Regions from separate parts of the Mus musculus genome. Here all the other regions are linked to region 2. Evidence: chromatin loops called from intact Hi-C (ENCODE). Cell type or tissue: left cerebral cortex. All regions are shown on one strand.

Region 1 (8,000 bases), 500 kb after region 2:
CATAGACACATCATGCACATGCACACATGCATATGCACACACATGCCCATGCACACACACATATGCATATGTACACACATGCACACCATACATACTGACACATGTACATGTGTACAGGAATGCACATGTATGCACACACAGCATGCACACATATGTACATGCACACACACATACACATACATGCACATCACACACATATGTACATACATGCAGGAACACACATGCATGCACATACATAAGCACACACGCGCACATGCACACACACATATGCACATGTACACACGCATACATACATGCACACCATACATACAGACACATGTATGCACATACACAACCACACACACATGCACATGCACACACATATGCACATGTACACACACATACATACATGCACACCATACATGCAGACATATGTACATGCATGTAGAAACACACATGTATGCACACACACGCACACACGCACACACGCACACACACACACATTCATACCATCACCAGCTCCTCAAAGGCATCGTGAGCTCCCATGTGACACACATGGGTTCCTCTCAGCACCAGAGTCGCAGGGCCTGGCACATAAAAGCAACTCCTCAGAGCTACCCAAGGTTGGATCATTTATAAAGAACTGAAATGAATTCTCCCAAGATTCTGGGGTCCCAGATGGAAGCACTGCTGGGCAGGGGTCCCTGCTTGCCACACAGAACTTCACCCCCATGTCTCTTCATCCCTGGACCTTCGCCCTGCAGAAGGCAGTGGACACCTAGGAGCCAAATGCTCTCTGAAGCCTCTGTTGTGAGGGTCTGAGTCCTCTCCAGTTCCAGGAGTCCTGCCAAATTACCTAGGAGTCTGGTCTCACTGGCCAGACAGCATGGTACACATTCAAACCTTAGCCCTGCTCCCTCCAGATCAGCCCCAGGATGTCCTTGCAGGGATCTAAGATCTCTCCAGCACTGGGTTGATTCTGTGACACTCTCCTTCTGCCTCTGGGAGACTGAGCCTGGCTGGGGGAAGTGGTCCCTGAGGCTAGTATGGAGCCTGGGTTCTGGCACATCCTTCACCTATTGTCTGCTGCTGTGCCAACAAGACATTACCTTGAAAGACTGAGCCTGAGCAAATGCTCTCACTCCACATCATTCATGTATTCACACTTCATTAGTTCTGTGGGTGTTTACTGAGCATCTACTACACGCAGGGACTACTCTGGGTGCTGGGAGCAGAGCAGTATTCAGGAAGGCGCAACTGTGAACCACCTCTGTGACTAGACCCTGATAACAACCAAGTGACAGGAAAGTACTTGAGCAAAGGGGCAGAAAGCAAAAGATGGGCAAGATGGCTCAGCAGGCACAGGCGCTTGCGGCCAGGTCAAGCTGGGAAACATGTATTCAATTCCGAGAACCCACATAGTGGAAAGAGAAGGTTGAGTCCTCTGAGTTATCCTCTGACCTCCATGGGCTGCTAAGGCACACCTACCCACTAGCACGAAAATGAAATAAATACAATTATTTGTTTTTTCAAGTAGAGTGAAAAGTTGAGCTCACAGGGTCAGCAGGGGTGGGTGAAGGCTGCAGAGGTTCGGTGCCCAGCGAGGATCTGAGCACATGCACAGCACAAGCCGCTGTCTGGCAGCATCCTTGAAGCTTTGCCACCCAGCAGTTCTGAGACAGTTGCCCACTGGTGAGGTCTTCGGGGCTGATGGTCCGACAGGCAACCCTCAGTGTTCAGGTGAAGTCCATAAAGGCAGAGAGCTTGAGGGCAGAGGGTTAGGGTGACCCTCTGGCACATCAAGGCATCAGGCGCATCCGGCGCATGCTCAGTTGGAGTTGTTAATACAGCCACTGCTGCTGTTCAGGACTGCTAAGGACCCAAGGCTGCTGCTGAGCTGGGCTCCTCGGAGGAGCTAGATTTGGTGACATTTTCCCCAGTGCCAGCCTTCGGGCTCTCCTCAGAACCTACCCACTTGGCACAGCCAGTGCTGGGCGAGAGCCCACCTCTTCCAGAAAACACTTTAACAGCCTGTGCGTGGGAAGCCCAGACAAGTGAGAGAGGTGGCGCCCGGAGAAAAATCAGAGCGTGTCCCCAGAGCCACCCAGTTTCAGGATTCAAATCCAGGTCTCCTGGAGAGCGCTTCTCCAATGCTCCTCTTGACTCCTCTTTGCTGAGGAGAAGGCGCTGTTTCCCCAGCCCTGAGCAGCGATTTTCAGAGGGTGGCTTTGGTCTGAGGAAACACACATAAGTTCCACCTTACCTCAGAACTCGCCTTCCTCCCAAAAAGAGAGGCTTGTCACCCAAGCACTGGCATTTTGAAATTGGGACCTGTGGTGGCAGCACTGCCAATATATTGGCAGCAGATGCGCCACTAAGACACCCACCACACACAACCCACTCTGTTTGCACCTAAACCAGCCCACCCGTACGAGGGCTGTGTTAAGCCTTAGTCCCGGGAAAAGGTGTGTTCACGGATGCCAAGATGCTGGAGGAGCCTCAGAGAGCACCCTGGTCCAACTCTACTGAATGGGGAAACCGAAGACAGTCCTTGTTCAAGGTCCTACAACTGCAGTTCATGTATAGCTCAGACCCCGGTGTGGCTGACTCCTGGGTGCATGGAGCCTCTCCCCACAGCGCCCAGTTGCTCTGCCTGCCTCTGATGCTGCCCTGCCATCAAGTGCCCACATGAGGGTCCAAGTTCAATCCCCAGAACCCACATTTCCTGCACCCTCAATCCCAGCACTGGGGAAGCAGAGGCAGGTCGATTCTGGGGCTCCCTGGCCAGCCAGCCTGGTTAAATCATTGAGCGTAAGGTCAGTGAGAGATCTTGCCTCAAAAAACAAGGTGAACAGCTCCGAATGACACCCAAGGTTGACCTATCACACACCCTATCTCTCTCTCTCTCTCTCTCTCTCTCTCTCTCTCTCTCTCTCACACACACACACACACACACACACACAGAGAGAGAGAGAGAGAGAGAGAGAGAGAGAGAGAGAGAGAGAGAGAGAGAGAAAGGAAGGAAGGAAGGAAGGAATTCTGGAAACTGTTCATCAACTTCCTTCCTATTATCACTATCTGTACCACACCATGGAAGAAAGGATAGGCAGCACATAGTAGGTGCTTGTGTAGCACACAGTAGGTGCTCAGTTGTGTCCTGGGACCTCTGCCACGTGCATGGGAGTAGCTCAGAGTGTCCTGTGGGAGGTAGCAGGGATGAATTGGGCTACTCCCCAGACTCTGCAGCACATACCTTCTGAAGGCTGGGGTAAGGAGAACCAGTCGGTGACACGGGCCAGACAAAAACTCTGGGAGACATCTGCGTCAGAGGCACAGTCTCTGACAGCTGCCATGGCAAAGCGAGCAAACCAGGTACGCTGGGGGAAGGGCATTCTGCTGTCAGGAATTCTATACCTTCTGACTAGAGATGCAAGGGAGGCTTCCAGCTGGAAAACTTCACCCCAGGGGTAGACACAGGACAGAGGCTGCCATCTGCTGGCCCCTACAGTCTACGGTTCCCACGCCCAGCAGACCACCAGGGACCCTCAGCCTGAAAAGACCCGACAGTCTTAGGAAGGCAAATGTGACTGCTTTGTGGGTGAGAATGGGTGTCCCCCCCCCTGCAGAGAGGTGGACACCGCTGTCTCTCTCCCACCTCAGGTGCGCATAATGGGTGAGGGAGTCCAGGTCCCCTCTCTGGCTCCTGTAAGTAATTAAGACATGGCAATCCAGACTTGGGGATAATGGACTCTTTGAGCTCAGTCCTTGGACCTTTAGTTTTTTTGGGGGGGGATAAGCAATTTGGGCTTGGGGGTGCCCTAGATCCCATGCCATGTAATAGAGGAGCAGGGACAGTCTGTCCCTGGTACAGACCCTCTTTATTTTTGACGAAATAAAAAATATAGTAAAATAAACCAAAACCCATCACATCAAGGCTGAACCAAGCAGAAGGAAGAGAATCTCAAAAGCAGGCATAAGAGTCAAAGCCCCACCCAGGTGTTCACACGCTCAGGAGTCCCATAAAAATATTAAGCTGGAAGCTCTAATATATACACAGAGGACCTGGCGTGGCCCCGTGCCCACCCCCCACCCCTCCACCCCCACCCCCCGTGCTTGATGGTTCGCTCTCTGTGAGTTCAAGGGAGCCCTGCTCAGTTGATGTAGAGGCCTTGGTCTCCTGGTATCCTCCGTCCCCCCAGCTCTTACACTCTTTCTGGCTCCTCTTCCATGAGGTTCCCTGAGCCCTGAGGGGAGGGGTTTGATGGAGACATCCCATTCAGAGCTGTGTGTTCCAAGGACTGTGTGTGTGTGTGTGTGTGTGTGTGTGTGATGTCTGGCTGTGGGTCCCTGCATCTGGTCCCATATGCTTCAGGAGGAAGTGTCTCTGGTGATAATCAGGCATGGCAACAATCTACGAGTATAGCAGAATATTATTAGGAGCCATTTTATCGATACACTTTTTAGAGCAGTAGTGTTTGGATTTATCTTACGTCTCTGGGCTATCCAGCCTCTGGCTCTTGGCTGCCCAGTCAGAGTTGGGTATGGCTTCTATCTCTTGCAGTCAAATCAGACTTCAGTTGGCTATTCCCACAGCTCGGTGCTGTCATCGCCCTAGCATGTCTTGCAGGCAGGACAGATTGGGAGTTGAAAGTTTTTCGGCTTACTTGGTGTTTATATTTTTCTGCACCTCTCCAGGATAAAAATCCTGGAAAGAGTAGGGATACAAGGCACATAGCTCAACACACTAAAGGCAGTTTATGGCCATCCTATAGCCGACATCAAATTAAATGGAGAGAAAGTCAAAGCAATTCCACTGAAATCAGGAACAAGACAAGGCTGCCCACTGTCTCCCTGCCTATTCAAGATAGCGCTTGAAGTCTTAGCTAGAGCAATAAGTCCCCTGAGGGAGACCAAGGGGATCCAGATAGGAAAGAGGGAACTCTTAAGTAGCTTTGTCTGCAAATGATACGATAGCAAACATAAGCCACCCTAAGATTCCCACCAGCGAACTCCGACAGCTGACATCCACCTTCAGCAAAGAAGCTGGATACAAAATCAACTCACAAAAATCCACAGCCCTCCTATATACAAGTGACATATGAACGGAGAAAGAAATCAGGGAAACAAAACCTTTCACAATCATTTCAAATAACATAAAACACCTCTTTAGTCACCCTGTCTGTCCCAGGATAACCTGCCTGGTGGCAATATGTGGCAGTTGCTCGAACGTCGGGACAGTTTCTCCTAGCATTGCATCTTCTCTGGGTCAATTCCAATTAAGTACAGATGGCAGCTGAGAACAAAGACCTACCAAACATCAGCCTGGCTTGGTTAGGGTTTTTTTTTTTTTTTTTTTTTTTGTCAATTTGACATCGGCTAGAGTCATCTAGGGAAAGGAACCTTAACTAAGAAACACCTCCATCAGATTGGCTCGTAGCAAAGTCTGTCATGGGAGGATTGTCATGGTTCATGACTGAAGTGGGAGGGTCCAGCCCATAGTGCCCAGTGCCACCCTGGGCTGGTATCCTGGGTTCTAAGTGCAAACAGGCTGAACAAGCCATGGGGAGCAAGCCAGCGAGCAGTATTCCCTCCGTGGCCTCTGCTTCGGATTCTGTTCTCAGGTTCCCCCCTCTATGATAAGCTAGAATAAACCCTCTCCTTCCTAATTGCTTTCGGTCATGGTGTTTATCCCAGCAATAGAAACAAACTAAGATACGCACCAATGCCAGGTACACAGGTACTGTGTGTGTGCACTGGGCATTGCTCTCAGGGTTGGGTGGGGGAATGAACCAGCTAGTGCTGTGGTATAGCATCCCCTGATAACTCCTCCTTCTGTAGGTTGGGAACTTGAGGAACAAAGAAGTTTATCTGCTCAAATCATGCACCTGGCTAGTGGGGAGCACGGGTGTATACCCAGACCCTCAGAATCCAGCATTGGCTTGCTTTATCCACTACACGTTGTGTCCCTTTGCAGACGCATAACGAAACAGAGGGGGCAGGTATAACTGATGTGACATTCCTAGCTGCTGAACCGCTTCCCATGGGTAGTAAACCCAGGAGCTGGCTGGTAAGAGTGGGGGGGGTGTCATATCTTCCCTCTACAGAAGGGCATAGCAGAGTCAGACTGGGCCCAACAGGAACAGAAAAGATTACCAGGCATCTGGTGGCCAGGTTGGGTCTGACGGCAAACGGTGAGGATCCGGGATAAAAGCTGTAGACGTGACGCCTGGAGCACAGAGCCGAGAGGAGCAGACCTGGAGCCCAGCAGACATGGTGTGGGAGCCTCTGCCCTGAGTCTCACAGGAGCCACCCAGAGTCCTCCAAAAGCACTCTTTGTACCCCAGCTCCTGGGAAGGCCACCTGCCCACAGACCTGAACTTCCGGTCTCCTTCAAGGATGGCTTCATTGCAGGAAGCCATCATAACCAAATCTTGCTGTTTCCTAGGGAAGGGCTTGAGCCCCCCCAGACTTCACCCCCGACTCAAGTGGACTCTGAAGGGCCACACCAGCTCTACAGGTCAGGAGTGGCTGGCTGTCAGGGTGGGTCTGTACCCCAGTTCAGAGTCGCATCCTGTGGCCCTGCTTCCTTCCTGTCCCTTCTGTGGGTGCCCCACCTAAGGTCCCCCCTTCCAACAGCCTGTACTGTTCCCTCAGCACAGACACTTTCCCTGTGGTGGATCACCCTGACAAGGGACACTTTGTCCTGTTGAACTGGCACAGCCTCTAACATCTCCCCCACCCCACCCCCGACCCCTCTTTGTTGGAACATGGACTTCTGAGACAGGATCTCACATTTAGCTCAGGCTAGCCTTGAACATCCTCCGCCTCACAGGTGAGCAGACCCCACCTGGTTCCCACCATTCCCCTGGTCTTTCTTCCCACACATGTGGAAGGGCTCTCTGTTCCCTCGCCTGAGCTCAAACTCGGAGCTCAGCCGCCGTCCCACCCACCCCGACTCCCTCCCCGCCGCCCCCCCCCCACACACACACACTTCAGAGCTCATTATCTATCACTGAGAGAAGACTGAGGGATGCAGTCACACCTAGAGGAGACTTTTGTCACAAGATAATGTCTGTCTCTCAACCTGCTTCAAGTTCCCAAGAAAACCATTCACAAGTTAATTCTGGCCTCCTCTTATCCGGTCTATTCTATAATAGTAATTTGGAATCTATCAGAATGCGTGCGTTCCTCTGCCAGCTCCTCTCTGGGAAGAACAGCTCATCAGCCTCGGAGCACCCTAGGAAGCCGAGTGCCCGAGTTCTCTGTGTGTACATCAGTGTGCTTGGACCGAGAGTCACCTGCTCACCTGGGTTCATCCCTACTGCCTTCAAAGAGTGAATGAGGGCCAGACTCACTCCTCTACCCAGGGGCCCTGCAACCCTTAGAAGATCAGGTCAGAGGTGGACTGGATCCAAATCCTATTTGCAGAAGGCAGAAGGCAGAAGGCACGAGGGTGTCCAGACCATGGCAGACTAAGAGGGAAGGACGAGCCGGCTGGTGGGAGGGTGAAGGAAGGGCTTACTTAGGCTGTGGTAGAGCCGTGGTCAACCCCGCCTGCCTGCCGTCAGAGCCTGGCAGGGAAGAAGGGGGCCGGTGCAGTGCATTTATTATCATAAAGCTAAAGTTCCTGGAGAAATTGCTGCTCTCTCTCCGCTTCCACGGCCTGGCCTCGTCGCCAACAAATGAAGAACAAATTAGACCATTTAGCCAGTAATTAAGCAGTAATGGCTCACTCAGGGTCTCACCAGGCAGGAATCAGCCAAGAAAGGACCTAAGTTTCAAGGAGGAACAGGGTGAAGGGAAGCCATTGATCAAGTTATCACCGAGATGGAGAGACATTAACCCCGGCTGGCCTGTGGGCTGGCTGCTCGCAGCCAGGATGACATCCCGGCTCAGCTCAGCCACCTCCCATCTGACTCAGCGCGGGACCAGGACAGCTCTACAGTAGGAACTCAGGTTCCTTCAAGTTACTCCCCGTGGCTGGAACGTATTCCAAGGTGTCCTTGCCAGGGCAACTGCCA
Region 2 (8,000 bases):
CACCAGAGGGCAGCAGAGTCAAGGCTCTGCTGTGGCTGGGCTGTGGAGCCTCTCTTCTGGGGTCTCATGATCACCATGGTGGCCCAGCAGACTGCAGTAAGGGTCTGGCTGTGACCTTGGCCAGTCCCGAGGCTCCGTGTTCCTGATTGTATCAGGGAGTTGCTTGGCATCTGAAGCGAGTGGGGAACCCACAGAGGGGAGGGAAGGCTGGCTGGCGTCTCTACACTCGCAGGCCTAGACTCTGTCTCCTTGTATATACTGATGTGGGACCCCAGGCTCTGGGCTGAAGAGGGCTCGGCATCTCTCTGGGACCTACCAGTTGGACAAGGGAGGTTTGTGCTCCTGACTGAAACCTCCATTTCCTGACATATTCTTCCCAGTGAGCCAGTGGATGAAAACTCAGAGCCTACCGGGAATGGGGAGTGCACCCAGGCCTGCATCCCTCCCTAAAATTGCAAAAGAAGTGTGTGTGTGTGTGTGTGTGTGTGTGTGCGCAAACGTGTGTATGTGTGTATATGTGTATGCTTATATGTGTACATATATGTATGTATATGCATATATATGTACGTACATATACACAAGTAATATATGTATATATGTAATAGATACATAATTTTATATATATGTATGTATGTGCATACATATGCGCACATATACTATATATATGTATATGTATATGTGTATATGTGTATGTGTGTATGTGTGTATGTGTGTAGGTGTGTATATGTGTATATGTGTATATATATATATATATGTATATATGAAACAGAAATAAGATATGTGGATGATTTGACCTGGCTGAGCAGGTATGGGGACTTTGGAGTCCAGCTGTGGTCCCAGGGCAAGTCCTTAAGCCCACTGTTCCCTGAGGCTGTCTGCTCTTCTATCTGGTGATATTTGTCCCTTGGTCCTATGGTCATTGATATGTCTGATGTACCTGAGGATCCAGCCGGGCAGCTTGTAGACATCTTGACAGAAGTGACCATCCCTTATGGCAGGTGTCAAGTGTCATGACCGGTCTGGTTGACTCCTTTTCTTCAGACCGACCCCCACAAAGGAGAGGAAACTTGTCTCTAATTACAGGTGGGCAGGCTGAGACCGCTGAGCTTTAGACGGATGGCTGACAGCCATGATGTTCTCGGTGGCAGAGGCGGGATCTGAACCCAGGTTCAGGGGACTAAATGCTTTCCTACTCTACAGTAAATAGAGGTTGAATGAATTAATGAATTAATGAATGAGTGACTAAATGACTAATGAAGGGTCCTTAACCTGGTATCTTTGTTTCGTTTTGTTTTTACCGTTGCTGAGATAAAATACTCGGACAAGCTGAATGCGGTGGTGCTCACCTTTAATCCCAATACCTGGGAGGCAGAGGAAGGTGAGTCTCTGTGAGTTCGAGGCCAGCCTGGTCTATAAAGCGAGTTCTAGGTCAGCTAGGGCTACCTAGTGAGACCTCAGACAAAAACAACTTAAAGGAGAAAGGGTTTTACTTCTTTCAGCTCCCTGCTCAAGGTGCAGTCCATCAGAGTCAGGAGGCCGAGGCAGCTGGTCACCCTGGTCCTCAGTCAGAGGAAGAGAGAAGAACTAGAGCTCAACTCACTCTCCTTCCCTCATAGAGCCCGGGATTCCCTGCCTAAGGAATGGTACCGCCCACAGTGGTTGGGTTTTCCCACCTCAGTGAACATAATCAAGATAACCTCTCACAAACATGCCCAGAGGCCCTTTACCCAGGGGATGCTTTTATTTTTTATCTATTTAGTTTTATATCCCTATCCCAGTCACACCCTCCTACAATCTTTTCCCCAACCCTCCCCTTCTCCTCTGATCAAGTGGGGGCTCCCTGAGTATCCCCCCACCCTGACATATCAGGTCTCTGAGGGGCTAGGCGCATCCTCTCCCATTGAGGCCAGACAAGGCAGCCCAGCTATAAGAACATATCCCATGTACAGGCAAAGGCTTTTGGGACATCCCCCACTCCAGTTGTTTGCAATCCACGAAGACCAAGCTGTACATCTGCTGCATATGTGTGGGGAGACCCAGATCCAGTCTGTGTGTGTTCTTCGGTTGGTAGTTCAGTCTCTGAGAGCCCTAAGGGTCCAGGTTAGTTGATTCTGTTGGTCTTCCTGTGGAGTTCCTGTCCCTTTAGGGATCCAAAATCCTTCCTTCTATTCTTCTGTAAGAGCCCCATCCACTGTTTGGTTGTGGGTGTCTGCATCTGTCTGAGTCAGGTGCTGGGGGAGCCCCTCAGAGGATGGTTATGCTAGACTCCTGTCTGCAAGCATAGCAGAATATCATTAATGGTGCAAGAGATTGGAGCTTGCCCATGGGATGGGTCTCAAGGTGGGCTTGTTATTGGTTGGCCACTCCCTCAGTCTCTGATCCATCCCCCTTGCCTGCATTTCTTGTAGACAGGATAAATTTTGGGTCAAAAGGTGTGTAGGTGGGTTGGTGTCCCTATGGCTCCACTGGGGTTCCTGCCTGGCTACAGGAGGTAGCCTCTTCAGGTTCCATATCCCCAGTACTGTGAATCACAGCGAAGGTCACTCCCATTGATTCTTGGGCGCCTCCCTTATCCCAGGTCTGTGTCACATACGCATAAGTGGATGTTAGCCATGAAATACAGGACACCCATGCTACACTGTACAGACCAATGAAGCTAACCAAGAAGGAAGGCCCAAGCGAGGATGCTTGAATCTCATTTAGAAGGGGGAATAAAATAGTCATAGGAGGCAGATGGAGGGAGGAAACTGGGTGGGAGAGGGGATCCGGAGGGGAATAGGGGATGGGGTTCAGTATCAGGTGTGGGGAGGGACAGGAGAGATGCCCAGATGGCTATGAGAATGAATGGAAATCTGATAGGGATGAGGAGGTGGGGGTGGGGGCGGGCATCCCCAGGATGTGATACCCAGGAGATTTTAACTTGTGTCAAGCTGACAGTTAGTAGCAACCATCACACCTGGAGAAGGCTGTGTGGGGCACAGTGAAGGTGGAGATGCTCCGTTCATGTGGAGCCCAGGGGGACAACCGCAGCTTTGTCAACTGCTACAAACCAGTCTCTCAGGGACACCAGGCTCAGGGGCCAAGGCAGACATCCACCTGCATCAATCCTGAATCCTGACTTGAGGTGTATCTCCAAGCCCCGGAAGTATCTGCTGAGCACCACATGGCTAAGCAATGCCTTTGTAGGACACTGAGACTGGCTTTTTGTGGCAACTCTGGACTCGGGAACTCTTAAAAAAAACAAACAAAACAAACAGTTCAACTTCATGATTGATTGCTCGATTGATTAGTTGACTTATTCATTAATTTACTGAGTGTTTATTGAGTGCTCGATGGGAGCTGGGAGCAGTGCACAAGAGAGACAAGTCCCTGCCCTGCGGGTCACATGTCAGAGACGCAGTCAGAGAGGAAGTCAGAGGGTCAGCAGATTGCCATGACAGGACAGAGAGGCAAACAGAGGGCGAGGCAAGGAGACGATGTGGCAGAGGTGGGGAGGAGCTGTCTCGGAGGTACACTGTGACCGAGGCCTTCAGCTATGACATGTCCGAGCAAATGACCGGGCCAAGAGAACAAAAGATACAAAGAGCCAGAGACAGAAAGGGTTGATGGTGAGAGACAGGGGCCTGCCTTGTGTGAGAAAATGCCAGGAGTCTGACATGACAGCGGCTTGGGCTGCCGTGGGCCTGAAGAAGCAGGTTCATTTATTCATTTCATTTTATTATTTTTCTACACAGAAGGGAAGGACAGGAGGTAGGGCAACATAGACCTGGCCTCTCCCTGTGACGAGTTGCTTCAAGGAAGGGGATGTCAAGATGAGTCTCCTGAAGGAAGAGGGCCTCCCCCGGGACAGAGGGAAGGGTGGAGAAGTCTTGGAACATAGGGGAGTAGAGAGGGCACCCCTAAGAACAGGTGGGCCGTCAGGATGGAGAGGTCAAGAAGGGAAGGGCAGATGCCTGTAGCATGCAGAGGAGTAGACTCCTGCAGCACTGGAGGCAGAACCTGGCCTGCATCTCTGCTGGCTCTGCAGCCTCAGGCAAGTTCCTCCACCTTGGAGAGACTGTAACAGATGTCCCTGTTTGGGCCATCCTGACAGTGTGGTTGTAACTGGCCAGTCCCAGGCCCCTCAGCCCACTGGGGCCTCAGCTTAGCTCTGTCCCATGTTGGACCTTAAATGCGTGACTTGGCAATAAGGGAGGCGAGGCTCCAGCTCAGGAGTCAATGAAGCCACCAGAAGACCTAGCCTTGCCTCCCACTGGGGGGCCCAGCTCTGGAGAGAGTGCTCCCAGAGGCAAGCAGGACACATTCCTATTTAGGTTGTGTTCGCATAGAGCAAGGCCTCTAGCAGGCAAGACTCCCAGAGGTGACTTGTGGGGAGACCAACCCCCCCCCACTCCTTCCTGCCCCATCCAGAAGCTCCCAGAGCCTCTTGCCTGAGTGGTCTTGACTGACTGAGCCCGCCTCTATTCAGCAAATACGGAATGAGTTAGCGTAACAAGGCAGGTGCAGATCTGTGACTGGGATCTAGTGACAAGGTCAGATGGCTCCAGTGACTTTACCTGTTGGAGGGACAGACAAAACCAAGCTACCTGCCTCTGGGTCACTAGACGGACCCTTGACAGTGTGGGAAGGAGGTAGGGCACAGTGAGTCTGGGTGTACCAGCCACCGTGCCTCTGTCTCCAGCAGGTGGCAGCAGGTGACTGGGTCCTGGTTGCCAACTCACTAGCAGCCTGGGTTCAGCCAGTGTCCTCAGGAGTGGCCTCGGTTCCTGTTGTTAAGGTCTTCAGCCCTCTGTTCTGTCGGATGGCAGGTCTGAGCTCCCCATGAGGTAGGAAGGAAGCTCACACAGATAATCCAGAGATCAGGGACCAGAGTCAGGGAGGCAGCAGCAATGAACCCAGCCCAGAGCATCCCTCCATATCCCCTAGAGGAAGCCAGCACCCAGGGAGGTGACAGAGGCAACAGGCTCCTTGTTTTGTTTGTTTGTTTTGTTTTGTTTTGTTTTGTTTTGTTTTGTTTTTGTGTTTTTGTTGTTTTTTTTGTTTTTGTTTTTGTTTTTTGTTTTTTGAGACAGGGTTTCTCTGTATAGCCCTGGCTGTCCTGGAACTCACTCTGTAAACGAGGCTGGCCTCAAACTCAGAAATCCTCCTGCCTCTGCCTCCCGAGTGCTGGGATTAAAGGCAGGCTCCTTGGTTTAAATTCAATGTCCAGTCTCCGGAAACCTGCGTCAGATCTGGGCTTTGCCACTTGCAGGCTGGGGGCCTCAAGTGACAGACCCACACCCTCTGAGCCAGCACCCAGGCCCTCCCAAAGCAATGGCAAGGACCTGAACCCTCTGTGCATACAGTACCCATAGTATGGGATAAAGCTGCCATCAGGGACCTCCTAGTCTAACTAGAGGCTCATAGCCCTACTCAGGAGCCTCACAAGCCCTTCCATTTCAGGCTATGCCTTACAAGACAACGGTGACTTTTTTTTTTTTTTTGAGACAATACCTTGTGGAGTCTATTCTGACCTCACATACTCTGACTTCACACACTCTGGAGTTTCCCACAGTCTGTCTATAAAAGGTGCCATGCCCCAAGTGTGTGAACAAGTGCAAATACATGTGTGTGTGCATGCCTCAAGTGTGCATGCTGGTGCATACATAAAGTGTGTATGCATGCCTCACGTGTGTGTGTGCAGGTGCACATACAAGTGTGTGTGCATCCACGAAAAGGCTACAGGGCAATCCTGGCTATTTTTCCTGGGCTGCGTCTGCCTTGTTCTGTTTGTCTGGGGCTTTTGATTTCTGTATATGTGTGAATGTCAGCATGTCTGTGCATGCATGTGCCCTCAGAGGACAGAAGAGGGCATCAGATCCCATCTGAAACTGGAGATACAGGCAGTTGGGAGCCATCGTTTGGGCACTGAGTACTGAAGGTCTTCTGCAAGAGCAAAACATGGTCTTAGCACTAAGCTCTCTTTCCAGCCCCTACCTTGCTTTTTTGAGACAGGGTCTCTCACTGGCCTGAGGCTCACCCATTAGGCTGCACTGGCCAGCCAGTGAGCCCTAGGGATCCTACTGTCTCTACGTGCCCAGAACTGGAACTGCAGGCATGTACTACCAAATTCTTTCTTTCTTTCTTTCTTTCTTTCTTTCTTTCTTTCTTTCTTTCTTTCTTTCTTTCTTTCTTTCTTTCTTTCTTTCTTTCTTTCTTTCTTTCTTTCTTTCTTCCTTCCTTCCTTCCTTCCTTCCTTCCTTCCTTCCTTCCTTCCTTCCTTCCTTCCTTCCTTCCTTCCTTCCTTTCTTTCTTTCTTTCTTTCTTTCTTTCTTTCTTTCTTTCTTTCTTTCTCTCTCTCTCTCTCTCCCTTCCTTCCTTCCTTCCTTCCTTCCTTCCTTCCTTCCTTCCTTCCTTCCTTTCTTTCTCTCTCTCTTTCTCTCTCCCCTTTCTCTCTCTCTCTCCCCTTTCTCTCTCTCTCCCCTTTCTCTCTCTCTCCCCTTTCTCTCTCTCTCTCTCTCTCTCTCTCTCTCTCTCTCTCTCTCTCTCTCTCTCTCTCTGTTCTAGGAACCAAACTCATGCTTACACGACAGCTTAAACAGGCATTTACTCCTCAGATTTCTGGAATACAGACACGTGATACCAAGGGCTGCCAGGGCTGCTGGACTCCAGGTCTGATGTTCCTGGCTTGTGGCTGGTTGGCATCTCGTGTCTTTGTGTCACCTCTAGCTGCCTGGTAGTGTCAGTGCCCCTTTCTTTTACAATTCAATCCCAGGGCATCAGCAGCTTACCCACTCCAAGGTGACCTCATTCTTCTGGGCTCACGACCCGTAATGACCTTGTGTCTGAAGAAAATCACATCGTAGGTGCAGTCAGTTCTGGGTGCCTAGCTCTGGCCTCAACTGGCTTGCCTGGCCTCTTGCCCCTGGGCTCGTTGAAGGCTCCAGTGATGATAAAAGGCTCTAGACATACAGCCCCAACCCAGATCGCCAAGGCTCAAGTGGAGGAAAAATTCATCCCTTCCTGCATAACCCATAGCCCTCCATCCTCTCTTCTGGGCTGCAGAGCCACACTGAGGCCAACACTCTAACAAGAAACCACACTTGTCCAGCCAAGTCCCAGGAAGCCCTGGAACAGGGCAAGGGGTGGATACCAAAATCCCTGTCCCCCCAGAGAATCACAAGAGAACCAGGGTAACAGCCAATGTCTGCCACAGACAAGGGGACACTTGAGCATGTGACTTTGGCCAGCCAGGAGCCACTACTCACTGAAGTGGGGACAGGAGAAGCAGGAAGAAGGTTCTATGTTAACCTTCCCAAGTTAGCAGCACTCCTGCAGGATGGAGCCCAGTGCATTGAATCACATTCCCATTTGGAGATCAGCATGCTCGAAACACAGCCCTGAAATTCTAGGGAAAATGATATTTAAAGGCACTTATTAAAGATACTCAGAAGGCCGTTCGAATGTCAAACAGCTGTGAGCCATCCCTAATTTGATGATCTACGTGTTAATGAACCCCAGACATGCAGATTAAACTCGCTTTAAATTGCACGTGGTTTTAAAATGTATTTCTCTCCAGCATGTCTGGTACAGAATGAGGTTAGCGAAACACCTGTGAGTCAGGCCCACTGATGCGAGGACAGAGCCGGAATCCGTGATGGTTCTAGATCCAGAACCTTGCAGCCTGTGAGAAAAAGAAAAAAAAGTGGGGCTCACTTGGTAGTGTGCCCGCCTAGCATGTACAAGGCGTGATCCTCTGCATTTCATAAGCTGAACGTGGTGGTACATACCTGAAGTCCCAACAGGACAAACTGGCCTCTTGGGGTTCTTTCATTCAGCAAATTTATCATGTTCCCCACACAGGACCCTTGCTATTGGACACCCCCGGCTATGGTGGCCAATGTGCCAGCACCTTCTGTCACTTCTGCCGCCCGCATGTTGCCATGGGAAAGGTGGCACTGGAGCCTCCTGAATGTGACAGTGTGACAGATTAGAAGTCCTGATCCAGAGGAGATGAGGGA
Region 3 (8,000 bases), 200 kb after region 2:
GAACCTGACCAGGGAAAGGATGCAGGGTTCGACCCTGTGGCCTTGCTGGGGAACGGGGAAAGCCAGCGGTGGATCTTTAAAGAGACCCCATGAAGGAATGCACAAACACCCAGAGAACTGAGCCTGGCAAGCTCTCAGCGCTTGCCCTACTTTCTCCTATGCCATTAATTGATTAAAATTTTAAGACAAATTATTAAGCCACTGCCTCATGCTGTTTTCAATGCTTAGTCTCTAGCCAGCAGCCAGCCAGACGCACGCGTGAATGGAGACACTGGGGACTTGTTTTTCTGACCTGTCTGCGTAGACACCTCCCTCCTTCTCAGAGGAATTGAGCTGGACAGTAATGAACCTGCCTCAGGAGCAAGGTCATCCTAAATATAATAATAATAATAACAATAACAATAATAATAATAAAAAACAACCAGTCCCACCTTGTCACCTTCGGGGGTTTTGTATTTTGCTAGGTTAGTTTTACCGTTGTGTAGCATGTAGCCCAAGAGTCTCACCATTCTGCAGGGGTTTTCTACACTTTAAATTTTGCTACATTATTATTTCTTATCTTTAATTATGTGGATGTGTCTGTGCACAGGGCTGGAGGTGCCCAAGGATGCCAGAGGCAGCAGATGTCCCCAGCTAGAGATACAGGTGTTTGTGAGCCATCTAATATGGTACCGGGAATCGGACTTGGGTGCTCCGGAAGAGGAGCGTGTGCTCTTAACCACCAAGTCATCTCTCTATCTTCCCTTTCTTCTGCATTTATTTTTATTGCTCATTTGTGTGTGTGTGTATGTGTGTGTGTGTGTGTGTGTGTGTGTGTGTGTGTACATGTGGTGGTGTGTTCACATGCATGTGACTGCACATGCAAACAGGTGTGTGTGTATGAAAGCATGTGTTTTCGTGCCTGGCTTTCTACATGGGTGTCAGGTTCAATCTCAGGTCCTCACAATTACACAGCAAGTGTTTCACCAACTGAGCCGCTTCCCCAGTGCTTGCTGGTTTTAAGTTTTGTCCTAAGCGTTCTTGAAGTGTAACTGCTGAACTACACGGCAGGCGTATTTAACAGGTTCCAGCATGTTGAAACTATGGCCACCATCAACGTAGTGATCCCACGCATTGCCTGCCCTGAAGCTTCGTCATTATTTTTGCAGTCCACTCCCCCATGCTTACAAGACCACAGATTTGGGGCTGGAGAGATGGCGCCATGGTTAAGAGCACTGGTTGCTCTTCCATAGGTCCTGGGTTCAGGTCCTAGCAACCACATGGCATCTTGCAACCATGTATAAGAGGATCTGATACCCTCTCTGGCATGCAGGCATTCATGCAGACAGAGACCTTATATAAACAAACAAACAAACAAACAAACAAACAAACAAGCCAGAGATTCCTTATCTAGCCCTATGGCCGTACTATCCACACCTATCCCTAGGAAACACATTGCCAAGGATCTGCAATCTCTAAATTGTATCTTTTTTTTAAAAGGATTTATTTATTTATTTTATGTATGTAAATCCACTGTCGCTATTTTCAGACACACCAGAAAATGGCATCAGATCCTATTACAGATGGTTGTGAGCCACCATGTGGTTGCTAGGCATTGAACTCAGGACCTCTGGAAGAGCAGTCAGTGCTCTTAACTTCTGAGGCATCTCTCCAGCCTTCTAAATTGTATCTTATGGGGCATGCAACCTTGTTGCTTTTCTGTGTTAGTTTTGCTGCTGTAACAAAATACCTGAGTCAATCACCTTAAACAAAAGTAGGGCTCTTCTGGACTCATTGTTTCAGAAATTTCAGGTGGTAGAGTTTGGCCCTGCTCTCTCAGGCCTGTGACAGAATGTGGGTGGCAAGGAGAAGCAGAATAACCCAGAAACGATAAGTGAGGAAGAGGCAGGTCTTGTTCTCCCCTTTAAGGATATACCGTAAATAACTTAAAGACTGCTCACCGGGACCCACCTCTTAAAGCTCATCCACTGGGTTGGGGAGATGGTTTAGTAGATTAAAGTGCTTTCTGAGTTTGATTCCCAAACCCCACATGAAGTGCTAGCTGGATACAGTAGAATGCATCTAATCCCTGTGGTGAGAGGAGAGGTGGAGACAGGAGAGTCACTGGGAAGCTGTGGGTCAGCTAGCACAGGGGCAGGGACCACAAGAAGGAAAGTACTGATTCAGTGTGGTAGAAGAAGAGATTCCACTACCTCTGAAAGATGCTCTTTGGCCTACATACATGTGCTGTGGAGGGCACGCGTGCGCACACACACACACACACACACACACACACACACACACACACACACACACACACACTTGCTCTATCTCTCCGTGACACTCTATCTCTGTCTCCCTCCACCCACATACATATATATTTTTTTTTTAAAATCTTTTAACTTGGTGTAGCACCAGTTTGGGGTTGGAGCCTTTAACGCAGAGCCCCATTTTTTGTCACTACCTTGCCATTCCTTTGTCCATACCACCAGACCACGAGCCATTGTGTGGATCTGGCTGTGAGTGTTATCCCGCCATGTGGGCATCTTTATCTGTCTGACCACTGATGGTCGCTTGTGTTGCTTTAGGCTCTCACCATTAGCCAGGCAGCCGCAATGCATCCATGGGTATCTGCTTTCGTTTCTCCTGTGTGCTCACAGAGGGACAACATGGCTGGGTGTGCTCAACCTTCCTAACACTGCCACCCTTTAACACAGTTCCTCACATTGTGGAAACCTCCACCCATAAAATTATTTTTGTTGCTACTTCATAACTGTAATTTTGCTACTGTTATGAATTGTAATGTAAATATTTGATGCTCACAATATCTGATTCTGATATGCCACCCCCGCAAATGGGTTGTTCAACTCCCCGAAGGGGTCGCGACCCACAGGTTGAGAACCACTGCTCTAAAGGGCTCCGATAAGTACCCCTTCCCTCGCCTCAGTGCCTTTTTGGCCTTTATTTTTTGTGTTTAAAAATGTCATCACATTTATTTATTTATTGTATGTGCATTGGTGTGCATAAGCATAGACATGGCGTGACACACGTGTAGAGGTCAGATGACAAGCAGTGGGGGTCAGTTTTCTTTCACCGTAAGTAGGTTCTGGGAGTCAGATTCGGGTTGTCCAGCTCGGCAGCAAACACCTTTACCTGGTGAGTCAGTTTCCCAATCCTCTCAGATTTAATTATGTTCAAAGTGTATTATTTTGGGTGTGAGTGGATGTACACATATAGGCGTGTGATTTGTGGCATGTATTGGTGGCTAGGGGACAACATTGTGGAGTCATTTCTCTTTTCCCAGGGGTTGAGCTCAGACGAGCGCATGCGTACGTGGAGATGTGTACTATCATGCCTTTACCTGCTGAGCCAGCTCCTCTGATTGAGCTCTGCCGTTCTACGTAGGCCACTCGTGAGCCTCCTAAAAGCATCTCTTCTGCACACCTGTCCTGGGCATCCAACCTGCTTCCCTAGCTAAGGTGCTCATTGGCAGTGAGCTTTACACCAGAACTCCAAATCCAGCAGGCAGCAGGGGTGCAGCATGGGTGGAAAGGCTCCTGGGCCGTGGGTGAACCCTAGTGGTGGAGTATAAACTTTTCAGGCCCCGATACAGCAGTACCAACCAGACAAAACAGATTGGGAAAGTGGTAGGGAGTGGTTTGTCACTGAGATGCAAGCCGGTTCCTCTGGTCCCCTCTTCCCCATTCCTTGCATTGGTAGGGTACATACATTCAGGGACAGACAGACTTCTTCCTTCCTTCCATCATGGGCCTCTCCTTCGAACAGGACCTCTCTTTTCTGTTCTCCTCTCTTCCCTCCACCCCCCTTCCCCAGCCCATCCAGTCTGCTCCACCTGCATCCTGCTGCCATGGTGATCTCCTAACCGTGGGGATGCAACCCATCCCTCCCCACACTTGCAGCCCACTCCAGGCTTCCTTTGTAAGGATCAAGTCCAGTGTAGCTGCAAGCTCAGATCTGGCTCAGGCCCAAAAAGGAGGAAGGAGGGAACAGATGGAGGGAAGAAAATGGCGTGTGGCCTCATGTCTCGTGCCAAAATCCAGCAATCAAATGAGGAGACTCTTCAGGACCAAACTTGTATAATGCACTCTATTTAAACGGCATTTTGTAATTCAAACGTCTTCATTTATACACTCGAGGCACCTCGTTGCGGGCTAAGAGTGCGGATTCAGGTAGCAATGGGTCCTCTGAGGCCGCACTTTAATGAAGAGATGAAAGTACCTTTTCATTTGGACAGCATTGTTTGCATGGAAACCAAGCCTCTGAGGGGCTGGGAAGAGTTCTTTCTTGCAAGTAGGTTAAACACACCCCCTGCAATCTTATGAGCTGAGAGCCTGCTGGGCTCAGCTGTCCCTCACCCCTGCTGGAAAGAGACCAAGTGTGGGGTTATGAAGTTTGTCCAGCTCTTGAAGCCACCGGGCTGCCTCCAATGGCTGCTCTGCTGCCTCCTCTGCAGCCCCCCGTGTCTCCCTCAAACACCTGTTTCCCTCTCAGTTCAGAGTCATGCCCACTGGTGCTGATGCTTGCTTTGCCTTGGCAGAGCTAATAAAAATGGCCGTAAAGTCTCTGGCAGCCTTGGGTGCTGTTGGACATTTGCTAATAAGAGCTGCTTACTCCTTGTAGGAAAGCTAAAGGTGAAGTGCGGTTCCTGCCCTGTGTCTCGTCTCGTGTTTGTGCCTGTGCAATTGGAAGAGTTTGGCCCGGGACTGGGAATAATTTAATATGGGCCAGTCGTCCAGATGTGCACTTGCTCAGCCAGCCCCAGCTGTTCCCTGTCCCTAGCTGTCTTCCTAGCCTTCTATCTTCCGCTTAGAGGCAACCTCCCTCATAGTCCCTTTCAATGTCCCAAGCCTGGGAGACAGACTAGTTACTGGTGGGAGAATTGGGCCCCCGGGAGGTATCTGGGGACAACAGGAAAGGATACTGACAACTTGGCTGGGGGTGGGCTCCTCAGTGGAAGACCCCGCTTGGTGCTGGATACATTGATCAACCTTAGGCAAGCACAGAAATCCCCCTGGGAGCCTGCCAGCCAAAGGTGGGCCAAGGCATCTCACAGGCTCTGCAGGGGGTGGGGGTGGGGAGCTGAGGCTACAGCTGGCCAGTGCACATACCTGGGGTCTCCTGTTCTTGGTTCTCCCTGTGATCTGGGACTTTCCTTCTGTTGAAATTTGCCCATAAAACAGGCTAGGTGGTTCCAGGTGGGGGCTTCTCCAACCCCCAAACCGGAAGGTAGAACTTGCATATGCTTGGACCATAGCAGGTGCCAATGGACAGAATTAAAGGACAGATGTCACAGCCCTTCAGGGTTCCCCTCAACCACGGGGGCTGTCAGAAAGCTAATCACACACACAAACATTCACACACTCACACACGCATACACACACACACATTCACGACAGCCTCTATCCTGCTCTCTGGAGCCTCTCTGTTCCTAGCCACTTCTGCTAGCTTCAATGCCTCCCTGACTTTCATTCCCCCTAGAGATGGACTTAGAGTCAAGCCTAGTCTAGAAGAAACACAGACTCTGGACCCAGGCCAAGGGCAGCATGTGTCATCTGACTTGATGAAAGTCACCTGCAGTGGTGATACTTGAGTCACCCTCAAGCACTGTGTGGGCACATCCCTGAGCCACTTGGTAACAAAGAGGGAAGTTGAACTCCCAGAAGACAGGACAGAACAGTCTAGAATTAAAAATGGCGACGGCCTTACACCTACACACACCTCTTGTGACGCACCTCAATTTTCTCTTTCAGAAAGCCCTTTGCAAAAGCCCGCTGGAGAAGGGTGGATTCACAAAGGTGACATGGGGGGAGGGGCAGATGAAGGAAGAGGCTGTCCCTGGAGTTGAGAAGACATCTCAGTGTTTTTTGCCTTGCAAGAACCTAAGTTCAAGTTCCAGAATCCAGAACCCAGAATCCATGTGAAAATGGCTTGCATGGTGGGGAGCACTTGCCATGGTGGGGAGCACTTGCCATGATGCGGGAGCACTTGCCATGGTGAGGAGTACTTGTAATCCCAGCATGAAGGAGGCAGAGACAAGAGGATTCTAAGCTAATGGACGCACTCCATAAAGGCCCCTCTCAAAACACAATATAGGTGACATTAAGGAACAGTCCTTGAGACTGACCTCTGGCCTCCACACACAGTGCCTGTCCCTTGAGCAAAGGCACCTCCCCCACAGACACGGAATGTAAATAGTTTTGTTCTTCCCTTCCCAGACTGCCTAGTACAGCCTGCTTATCTAACCGGTGTGACCATCTAAGTCCTGGGTCTGTGTGGGGTGGCAGGAGGGGTGTCCCTGACTTGCCCGGTTTCAGCAGAGAGTCCTCAGGTCCAGCATGCCAGAGTGGCTGGCCACCTCCCATTTAACAGGCAAGAATACTAAGGAGAGGGGTGTGACACTGGCCAGCAGCAGATGAAGAGAGGATGGGCCCAGCTACAGGGCCTGGCATGAACACTCCCTGCAGGTGCTTGAGGAAGGGCGACCTGATAAACCGTGCCAGGTAGCGCTCCTATAGGGACGGATGCATAGTGGCACTCAGAGCCCTGTGGCAATGGTTGCTGTGAGCAGAAGTCTCCATGAGACAGGATTCTGTGACCCAGTTGATGTGGTGTTCTTGGCTGGTGAGGTTGGGCCCACTTTCTGCCCCAACCCCTTCAGAAAGGCAAAGCATCTGTTCGAACTGGGAGTGGCAGCCCTCTCTCTAGCCATTGCCCTGCAGGAGTAAAGGGAAGGCTCTCTCTCTCCACCCCAGACACTGAAGATTTTTTTTGAAACAAAGTAGCAAGGAAAACAAAAAAGACCCCCCCCCCAACAAAGTTGTCCTTAGTAAGTAGTAACATGCCTATAGTCACAGCTGTTCAGGGGGCTGAGGCTACAGGTTATCTGGACCTTGCTCCACCCCACACACCCCTCCCCGTGATCTTGAAGCCCAAAAATAAAACGAAATCTCTCCCATGTTAAAATAAAAGCTGAGGCTGCTGGGGGTGCCTTTGCAATCCCAGGGCTGGGGAGACCGAGACAGATCCCTGGGGCTGGCTTGCCAGCCAGACTAACTTAGTCACTGAAACCTAGGTGTAGTGGCTATTCCTGGTTATCAACTTGACTACATCTGGAATGAACTACAATCCAGAATTAGAATGCTCACCTGTGATCCAGATCTTGAGGCTGGGAGATACAAGGTTCTGACCTGGATCTTGGCATGGAGATCTTGAAGCATAGGGTCTATGAATCCCAGGAGACTGAGGCAAGGAGAGCTCTGAGTTCAAGGTCAGCCTGGGACAAAACAAGTCCCAGATCCAGGCATGGTGGCACACACCCTTTAATCTGGGCCACACCTTCTGCTGGAGGCCTACAGGAGGACATGGGAAGAAGGAAGATCTGCTCTTCTTCTCCTGCTTGCATTGACTTGCCAGCACATCGGTTGAGATCTACTAGCCTTGTGGCACTGAGCAACTACTAGATCCTTGGATTTCCCATTCACAGCTGACCATTGTTGGGGAATTGGACTACAGACTGTAAGTTATCATAACAAATTTCCTTACTATAGAGAGTCTATCCATAAGTTCTGTGACTCTAGAGAACCCTGGCGAATACACCAAGCTATTGAAAGACCCTGTCAGTGTGGACAGTTAGATCTCTGGCATCATATGCACCCTACCCAAAGATGCAGCTACACATACACACACACACACACACACACACACATGAATACAAACACACCCACACAAATACAAACACCCACCCCCCCTACACATACACTAATACCAACACACACACACACACACACACACACACACACACACACACACACACACACACACACACACACCTAGAAAATAACTTCCTGGCTCCCAGGAACAAGGAAGACGACTAATGATTGGAGGAGGGTCAGCCGCTGTGTGGCTCTTTCCTGGGGATCAGGGATGCAGGGGGACACAGGAGGTCCTGGAAGCAGTAACTGATGTTTGGGGGAATTGGGTGGGCTTGATAGAAGGTACCA
Region 4 (8,000 bases), 270 kb after region 2:
AGTATTTTCCAAGCCTACCCTCTGACCTTCTAAAAAGCTCTAACAGCGAGCTTCCCAGTTCTAATGGAAAATCCCAGCACCACTTTCTACAGGGGCCTCCATCAATCAGGCCACAGACCTCCACAGAGCCACAGAGAGAAAACTGCCACTGAGCACTGCTTGCTGAGAGCAAGCCCTGCACTGTGTGAGAGCAGAGGGGGGTTCAACCCAGTGCCTTGAATCTCTCAGAAAAGTCCAGTTGGCCAGGTCTGCCAGGTCCTGGGGCGTGCACAGACTCAGTCACCCCTGGGGTGCGGGGGGGGGGGCAGCAGAAAAGAGCCAGGCACGTCTCAGCCTGGGAGCCTTTAATCCCTACAAGCTGTCTGGGCTTCTTCTTCAGGCTCTGTGGGCAGTTGTGCCCCTTACCAATGCCCCAGGTCTCAGAGACAACTCTGGGCTTTTTAAATTTTATTTCTGTCAGCTAATACATCCGTGTGTATAGGAGAGGAGTTTTGGGGGAGGAGGGAGACGGAACAGGGGTGGCTCTTCCCTTAACTGTCTTGGGTTTTGAGTTTGTGGTGATCAACTGAGGACAGACTGGAGATACAACCAGGATACACATTTGCTGTGTCTGCATTTTTCTCCTTCTTTTTGTCCTTCTTAAAAGATTTTTATTCTTGTGTATGCGTGTGTGCATTGCACGTGGGGACTGCATTGGATCTGCAGATGGCTGTGGGCCACCTGATGTGTGTGTTGGGATCAGAACCCAGGGACCATACAAGAACAGCAAGCACTCCTGACTGCTGAGCCATCATCCCTCCAGCCCTACTGATGTTTCTCAAACGAGTACAGTAATATGAACGGGGAACAAGGCGAATAATTAAATAATCAGCAGACGTCACCCAGAGGTGACTCAAGCCCGCGGGGGACTGTGTAGGGTAAATTCAGATGTTGTGGCATTTTATGTGTCAGCTCATGTTTGTGTGTGGCTGAGCACAGGCCCCCTCGATCCCTGGTGCGCACGTGGAGGACACAGGACAGCCCATGTGGGTCTCTCTACCTGCCATTTTGCTTTGAGGCAGGGTCTCCGTGTCGTTCACTGCTAGCCCACGGGCTTCTGGGAATTCTCTTGCTTCTGCCTTCAGTCTCCCTGGAGGAGTGTTGGAGTGAGGGGCCTGCGCTGGCTTCGTATGGATCTGGAGATAGGAGCTCAGCTGTTCTCAGTTGCATGGCAAGCGCTTTGTGTTCTGAGTCATCTCCAGAGCCCCATAGTGGAACTGTGTAGAAGAGACTGGAGCACTCAGGTCCCAAGATGTGTCCTCTGTGAAGAGTGAGGGGGTGGCTGGGAACGTACATACAGATGTCCAGCCACCACAGTTTGGGCGCCATGCCAACCCACACTTGTTGGTTGGACTCGTTGGTTGGAAAGTCAACTCATCTTGACCTGGGCCTCAGTATCTCCACTTACAAACCATAGGCTGGGTGTGGTGATTCAGCGATCAGATCAAATCTTAGCGTGTTCATATAAACCCTCTGCTATAAATGGGAAACGGTGGGAGGCCCTCCCACAAACAGCACGTGATTCCCTCAACACCCGACAGGGGGTGCTGGTTCCCTTATTTCCAGAGAGAGCCATGAGGGGCTTGGGGCCAGCCTTACCAAGAAAGCTGCTTGTCTGGAGCCTGGAGTGTCTGAGAGAACCTAACTGTGGCTTCAGATGTTCATACTCCACTCTGGCGAGGACTCTGGAAGCTCACTACCAAGGGATGATCATGTTCTCGGTCCAGGTCGCCATCCAGATGAGCAAAGTGTCCACTGGGTGGCACCTTGGGTGGAGGCTCCCAGGTAGGGCTTTGATAGCCCCGAGGAGGAAGGGGTTATGTCTGCTGCACCTGTCCCAGCATAGACCAGGCATCCAGATGTGCTCTTGCAGCCTGACAGAGCTGAGCATTGTGAGGAAACAAGAAACGGGCTAGAGAGAAGTCTGAGACCGGAAGGGCTGGGTTCAAATTCCAGCCTGGTGACTTCTGAGAAATCACATCTTATCCCCGAGCCCCCAGTATCCCTGTCTTACAGTGGGTGGGGGCTTCAGGTGAAGCCCAGGAAGTTCTTGGGGGCTCAGCTCTCCTCCCTGAATGAGAAGCAGAGTCCCACATAAGCTAGGATGGGTTTCCCACTGTATTCCAAGAGTCTAGGGCAGAGAGCTGTACCCAGGGAGCTGCTGGGCTTGGGGGATCAGGTGCACAGCAGCCCTCTGCTGCCGAACAGGCACACTGGACGTGCTGCCTCAAACCGACACGGTCGTCTGACATGATTGAATGTGAGCCCCAGAGACTGGAACACACAAGGCACCCGCTGCCTTGGCTCTCCTAGCAGGAACCCTCCTTCCATAGCGCTCAACAGCAGAAGCTGCCCAGTAAGATGTCAGCCGCCATCTTTGCAGGAGACCAGAGAAATCCAAGGGTCAGAAGCCCAAAGTAGGTACTGAGAATCAGCCGGAGACCAGAGGTAAGGACTGGGGGGTGGGGGAAATTAAGGTAACTGGGGCTCGCTAAGCAGGTGGGAGGACCCGGATTGCCAGGCGCAGACACTGGGGAGAGGAGGGAGCTGGTCTGGAGGCCAGGAAGAGCATCTGAGAGCTCGCTGCAGCAGGAAGGCCAGGGCTGAGTCATTATGAGGCAGGTGGGCAGAGAGGGCCCCGGTGGGCATTGAGATGTCACCAGTCTCACTTAGCCCTGGGGAAAGTCCAGGAGTAAGGCAGGCTGCAGTTCCAACCCCAGCCACTCGAACCCTCAGCGAGCATTGTGAAGGTTTAGGGTAAAAACATCTCTCCTCCCAGTCGGTGTCAGCTCTGACCACTACGATCCCAGTCCCAGCATCCTCTCTGGGTCAAGGTTAAGGTACTCATGTCTCTCAAAGGGCAAGGTACCATGCGGAGGGGGGGGGGTTGTTGGGGGGGGCTGTGTGGCGGTGTGTGGCGGTGTGTGGCGGTGTGTGGCGGTGTGTGGCGGTGTGTGGCGGTGTGTGGCGGTGTGTGGCGGTGTGTGGCGGTGTGTGGCGGTGTGTGGCGGTGACTTGAGGGTTACAGTGCTTGAATCTCCACCAGCCTGAGGGTGGCTTTGGGGCCTCCCCTCTTTGAACCCCTGCCCTTGCTACATCAGCTGAAGAGATGCTTTTGCTACCACTCTGGGCTTACGGGGAGCGACAGGAGCCAGCGTCAGAGAGCCCAGCCCTGTGCCTGGTCTGCAATAGACACTCCTCACACACGGATTCACGGAAAAACCTCAGAGGGGGAGGAGATAACATCAACTTGGGGAGACAGGGTGATCAGACCAGTCAGAGGGAGAGAAAGCCAAGGAGCCAAGCACATCTCATTTGTAGAGTAGATAAAAAGTGCACACAGAAAATCAATAGCCAGGCACTCCTACATCCCAGAGACCTGCGGAAAAGCCAACAAAACAGGCTCCATTTATAATACCAATAAATAAGTACTGGAGAGTTCTTTTAATTTGGGGCACTAGATATTTGTTTAGCGAAATTATGAAAACCCAACAGAGGCTCCGTATTAGGGAAACCATCAACATAATCTATCCCATTAGAAAATTAAAGGAGAAAAACCATATGATTACTTCAATAGGTCCTTAAAGAACATTTAATTAACTTTCCTTATTAAAAATCTTTAGGAAAATTGAAATAGAGGGAGCCTTCCCACGCATGATAAAAAAAAGGATTTATCAGAAATCAGTGGTAAATAAATATTAGTTAAATAATGAAACCCAGGAGAAGTTTTTTTTTTTGCAAGAATTCTGAAAGTTTCAGACAATGGAATGAATTAAGAAATGACGACAAATTCAGTAAGTAAAAAATACTGCTTACATAGCGGGTCACTGACTTTTCTATCGCTATAACACCATGAAGATCACATTGAACAGGGTTTCTGGTTTCAGGGTCTGATACCACAATGGCAGAACAAAGGCATGGCGACAGGAACAACTGAGAGCTCACATCTTGATCCACAAGAAGGAGGCAGAGACACTGAGAATGGCACTGATATCTGGAACCTCAAAGCCAGTGACACACCTCCTCCAACAAGACCACACCTCCTAATCCTTCCCAAACAGTTCCACCAACTGGGGACCAAGAATTCAGCTATGTGAGCCTGTGTCGGGTATCATCGAACCACCTTAAATAGTAAGATTTATTTATTCATTCACTCATGTATTCATTTGCCTGTTTGCTTGCTTATGTGTGTATGTCATGTGAGTGCTGGTATTCTCGAAGGCCACTAGAGGGTGCTATAACCCTTGGTGTTGGAGCTTCAGGTAACCTTGGGAAAGTCCTCTGTAGGAGCAGCAAGCACTCTTGACTACTGAGCCGTCTGTCCGTCTCTCCAGCCCACCCTGCTAGAGTCACAGAAAGTCTAAGAAGAGGGTGAATTGGAATCTGAGCATCTTGGCTGCAGGATCTGAGTGTTGATGACTTAGGAGACGATGCCACTCCGGGGCCTGTTACCTCTTCGTGCATTAGGAAGAGGAAGGTCATTGCTATTTGCAGGTGATGTAATTATATAACAATTAAGAAAGTTGAAAGACAGCCTACCAGAACTGACGAGTGTCAGTACAATGTTTGCCTAGATGGCTGGCCTGCATACATCAGCAGTTTCCTTCCCTCTCCAGGGACCCCAGTGTGCCATGAGGGGCACTGTGGGCTTCTGAGGCTGCTTGTAGGGGTAGAGGGTGGGGACAGGGATGGGTCAGTAGGGTTGCAAGGTAGTCTGGGAGGAGCTAATTGTTATTCACTGATTAAGGTAGACTCTGAAGCTCTCTCTCCTTCCAGATCAGCCTGCCCCAGGCATAGGGTTTCCTTCTGTGAAGCTGAAAACCCTGCACTCCTCAAGCACCCGTCTTCCTGGGCTTTGGCATAATGCGAGGATCCCCCATGTGGGCCTCTTGTTTTATTCTGCAGTACCAAGCCACTCCAGGGGAGGGCGCTGTCCTGATACAGATGCTCAAAGACACCCTGGTTGCTCAGGGATGTGGATGGGGACAGGGAGGCTGGGCAAGGATACAAGGGTGCAGTGAGTGAGTGGCCCGCTCCAAGTGTTGACCAAGGCTTCGGGGAGAGATGGACTCCTGGCAGGTGTTGAGAGTTGACTAACAGGAGGAGATGTGAATGAGTAGTGGCAACAGACTCAGAGGACGGGAAAGATTTTAAGAGTCCTGGCTGAGGAAATCTGTGGGTGGTGATGTCATTTGCTATGATGAGGAAAGAAGGGGGATGCGTGGGCAGAGCGGGGATGCAAAGCTTCATGATGGCCGTGCCAATCGGGAGATATTGTCAATTCTTTCTGTGCAAGGACAGCAACTTTATAAAATTGGATGGTGGCAAGCCTGCTGCTCTTAAACATCTTGGATCACCCCTCATGGATTATGTCCAAACCCAACAGCATGGCAGGTGAACATAATGTATTCTGGACAGGTCCCCTGACCCACAAGACTTCTCCTTCCTTCCCTTTCAGACCCTCGTTGAGCACCGGATGAAGCTGAGGTGGGCTGCCCTCAGACCCTTTGCACCGCTCTTCCCTCACTATGCCACACCTGTCCTGGCTCTAAGCTAGGGGATTCCTCTCTATCACCAGGCTCCGTTATCTGTCTCAGCAGAGTACATGCTGGGACAAGACCTCCGTGTGAAAACCCAAGCTCTCTGGTGACACTTCTTCTCCACCGGGAGGGTTGAGGAGTGACCTGAGGATTTTGGGGCGGGGGGGTGGATCACCCAGGCTCTGCACTGACAGATGAGATGGGCTTCCCTCCTGTCCAGGTTGTACCTTGAGTGGTCTGCTATTCAAGGGTTAAAGGGGACCATGTGAGCCACTTAAGGAAATAAACAGCTTTCCAACATCCGCAATTATTTTGGAAGCACCTGCTCTCGTATAATTAATGTGCCAATTAAGATGATTATTATAGCCGTTAAAGCATATCCCCCAAGAACCACCGCTTCACAATACATGTTTACGCTCATCGGAGTCACTCTGCCACCTTACAGAAGAATAACAACAACAGCAACAGCAACACAGCGTCAGCTGCTGAATTGTCTCCCAAGCAGGCTTGGTTGACCCAGGCTCCTGCCTCCATCCCCAGGGTGGCTGAGGTCTCTCTTTCTCTCTCTGTGTGTCTTGCCTCCACAAGGAGTCACCTCTGGACAGTTTCACCCAGCATTTTCTAAAGAAGCATTCAGTTTGGAGGATTCTGTAAGGATGGGGAGGGGAGGGGGACACTGCCGCTGCCTCTCCGCCCCGAGTGCTCATCTCAGGCTAGGTGAACCGTGCCGTGTCTCCCACACATCCTTGCTTGATGTTGACAATGTCTTCATGGGTCTGTGCCTCTGCAGACAGGTGGCTCTAGCCAGGCGCTGATGACAGCATCCTGAAGCCTCTGGCCCAGTCTATTCCTCTGCCAGCATCCTCCTCCTGTCTTTAGAGTGGAAGTGGATGGCCCAGAAACCTTGGAGACCTGCATCAAGATGACCAGACTGGCTAGTGTTTAGATCTACCTGGACCTTGCTGGACGGGAGACCAGGGGCCAGCTAGTGTACTTCTCTGAGCCTCATTGTCCCCAGCTGTTGAGTATTCAGAGGTGGCTGGTCAAACACCCAGCATTGCAGCTGACCAACACTGTGGATAGCCTTCATGCTCACTATGGGGGAGTCAGGGTTTGAGCCCTGTCTTGTCAACCTGCAGGCTCTTACTTCAGAGGGCTCAGCCCTTCCTAGGGATCTAACCACTCAGGAGTTCTCACCTCCCCTTGCAGTGGACCTGGTCTCCCGGGGCTCTCAGCAGAGAGGACTCAGTCTTAGAGTCTAACTCCAGCCTCACGGCCTGGGCAGGGTCTTCACCCTTCCTGATGTAAGTTTTCTAAGCTGTTGTTCTTGCTCCTTCTCTGGGAGCTCCTGGATGCCTCTGAATTCCCCGCCCCCGGCTTCCGTATTCATGGAAGAAAGAGCTCATGGGGAGGAAAATGGGAGTGCAGGCTGGGGTTGGGTACTATGGGGCTCTAGAGGATGACAGGAAATGAATGACCCTTGTCCTCAGACCTGTGGATAGCACTAGCTATGCTTGGAGTGAGTATCACAGACAGAGATAAGCTTTATTAGGGCCACAGGGCACAAGCCCTCTTCAGTTAAAATTCCTTCCTGTGTCCTCTCCTCTCAGCTCGCAGGCATGGCTGACCTCGCCCATGGATGTCCACTCAGAGGTCACTTCTAGGTGATTCTGGTTCCCAGAGCACACGGAAGTCATCCAAACACCAGCTTTCTGCAGAACGCTACCCAGGCACCATCAGCGAGGCCGCCATCAGATCTTCCATCCCTTCTACCATGACACTGCAGGGTCATGCAGCCTGGGACAGTCCAGAGCCCCAGATCAGAACCACAAAGAGTCACTCAGCTGGCTGTGAGCCTTCCTTACTGCCGTGCTGGTGGGTAGCCACTCTGACAGATGCTTAGACACCTTCAAGCGGGGAAGCCACCTATCCCAAGATACTCTATCTGTGGTTGGAAAGCTCACACTGTAATAAAAATCTTTGCTCGATCAACTTTTACATTTCCCCAGAAATCTCCTCTCTCTCTCTCTCTCTCCCTCTCTCTCTCTCCCTCTCTCCCTCTCCCTCTCTCTCTCCCTCCCTCCCTCTCTCCCTCTCTCTCTCTCTCCCTCTCTCCCTCTCTCCCTCCCTCCCTCTCTCCCTCTCTCTCTCCCTCCCTCCCTCTCTCCCTCCCTCCCTCCCTCCCTCCCTCCCTCCCTCCCTCCCTCCCTCCTTCCTTCCTTTCTTATTCTTCTCAGCTCTGGAGAGGTAAAGACAGGATCCTTGGAGCTCGGTGGCAGCCACTATAGCTGCACCACTGACCTCAAGACTCTGAGAGACCCTGCCTCAAAACAAAGGCAGAGAAGGATTGAAAAAGTTATCTGATGTCGTTTCTTCCCTCCCACCCCAAGCCACATGCTCAGGACTGCTCTAGGCCTCAGG

The links. Hi-C counts contacts between places; a loop is a spot of excess contacts. Peaks named below come from ENCODE experiments on the same cell type or tissue, not always from the same donor. Only the 100,000 strongest peaks of a DNase experiment are listed, where the experiment ranks them.
Region 1: a loop joins it to region 2, with 2.9 times the contacts of the local background. A loop is called at or near these places in 2 of 42 quality-filtered maps.
Region 3: a loop joins it to region 2, with 3 times the contacts of the local background. A loop is called at or near these places in 4 of 42 quality-filtered maps.
Region 4: a loop joins it to region 2, with 3 times the contacts of the local background. A loop is called at or near these places in 9 of 42 quality-filtered maps.

Annotation. Positions count from the first base shown.
Region 1 is chr4:140,369,661-140,377,660 of GRCm38, forward strand. No RefSeq gene overlaps it. Among named protein-coding and RNA genes, the nearest start is that of Gm13016, 6.8 kb to the right of the region's middle. In left cerebral cortex, a CTCF peak has its summit at 3,485 (motif pointing left); DNase peaks (open chromatin) are centred at 1,985, 2,358 and 3,346; H3K27ac peaks cover 1,027 bases.
Region 2 is chr4:139,872,780-139,880,779 of GRCm38, forward strand. No RefSeq gene overlaps it. Among named protein-coding and RNA genes, the nearest start is that of Gm1667, 34 kb to the right of the region's middle. In left cerebral cortex, CTCF peaks have their summits at 8 (motif pointing right), 4,677 (motif pointing right) and 5,842 (motif pointing right); DNase peaks (open chromatin) are centred at 15, 4,696 and 5,870.
Region 3 is chr4:140,073,080-140,081,079 of GRCm38, forward strand. The region is part of intron 3 of Igsf21 (immunoglobulin superfamily, member 21); the gene reads right to left. It overlaps Gm52685 (a long non-coding RNA gene), which reads left to right. Exons shown (of 3, transcript XR_003955142.1): 3 at 1-189. Among named protein-coding and RNA genes, the nearest start is that of Gm52685, 6.9 kb to the left of the region's middle. In left cerebral cortex, a CTCF peak has its summit at 3,553; DNase peaks (open chromatin) are centred at 3,538, 3,958 and 4,343; H3K27ac peaks cover 1,440 bases.
Region 4 is chr4:140,139,108-140,147,107 of GRCm38, forward strand. The region is part of intron 2 of Igsf21 (immunoglobulin superfamily, member 21); the gene reads right to left. It overlaps Gm13029 (predicted gene 13029), which reads left to right and starts at 3,766. Exons shown (of 3, transcript NR_153821.1): 1 at 3,766-4,170; 2 at 4,374-4,533; 3 at 5,498-5,881. In left cerebral cortex, CTCF peaks have their summits at 1,569, 2,783, 4,262 (motif pointing right) and 4,969 (motif pointing right); DNase peaks (open chromatin) are centred at 1,272, 1,566, 5,233 and 6,901; H3K27ac peaks cover 93 bases.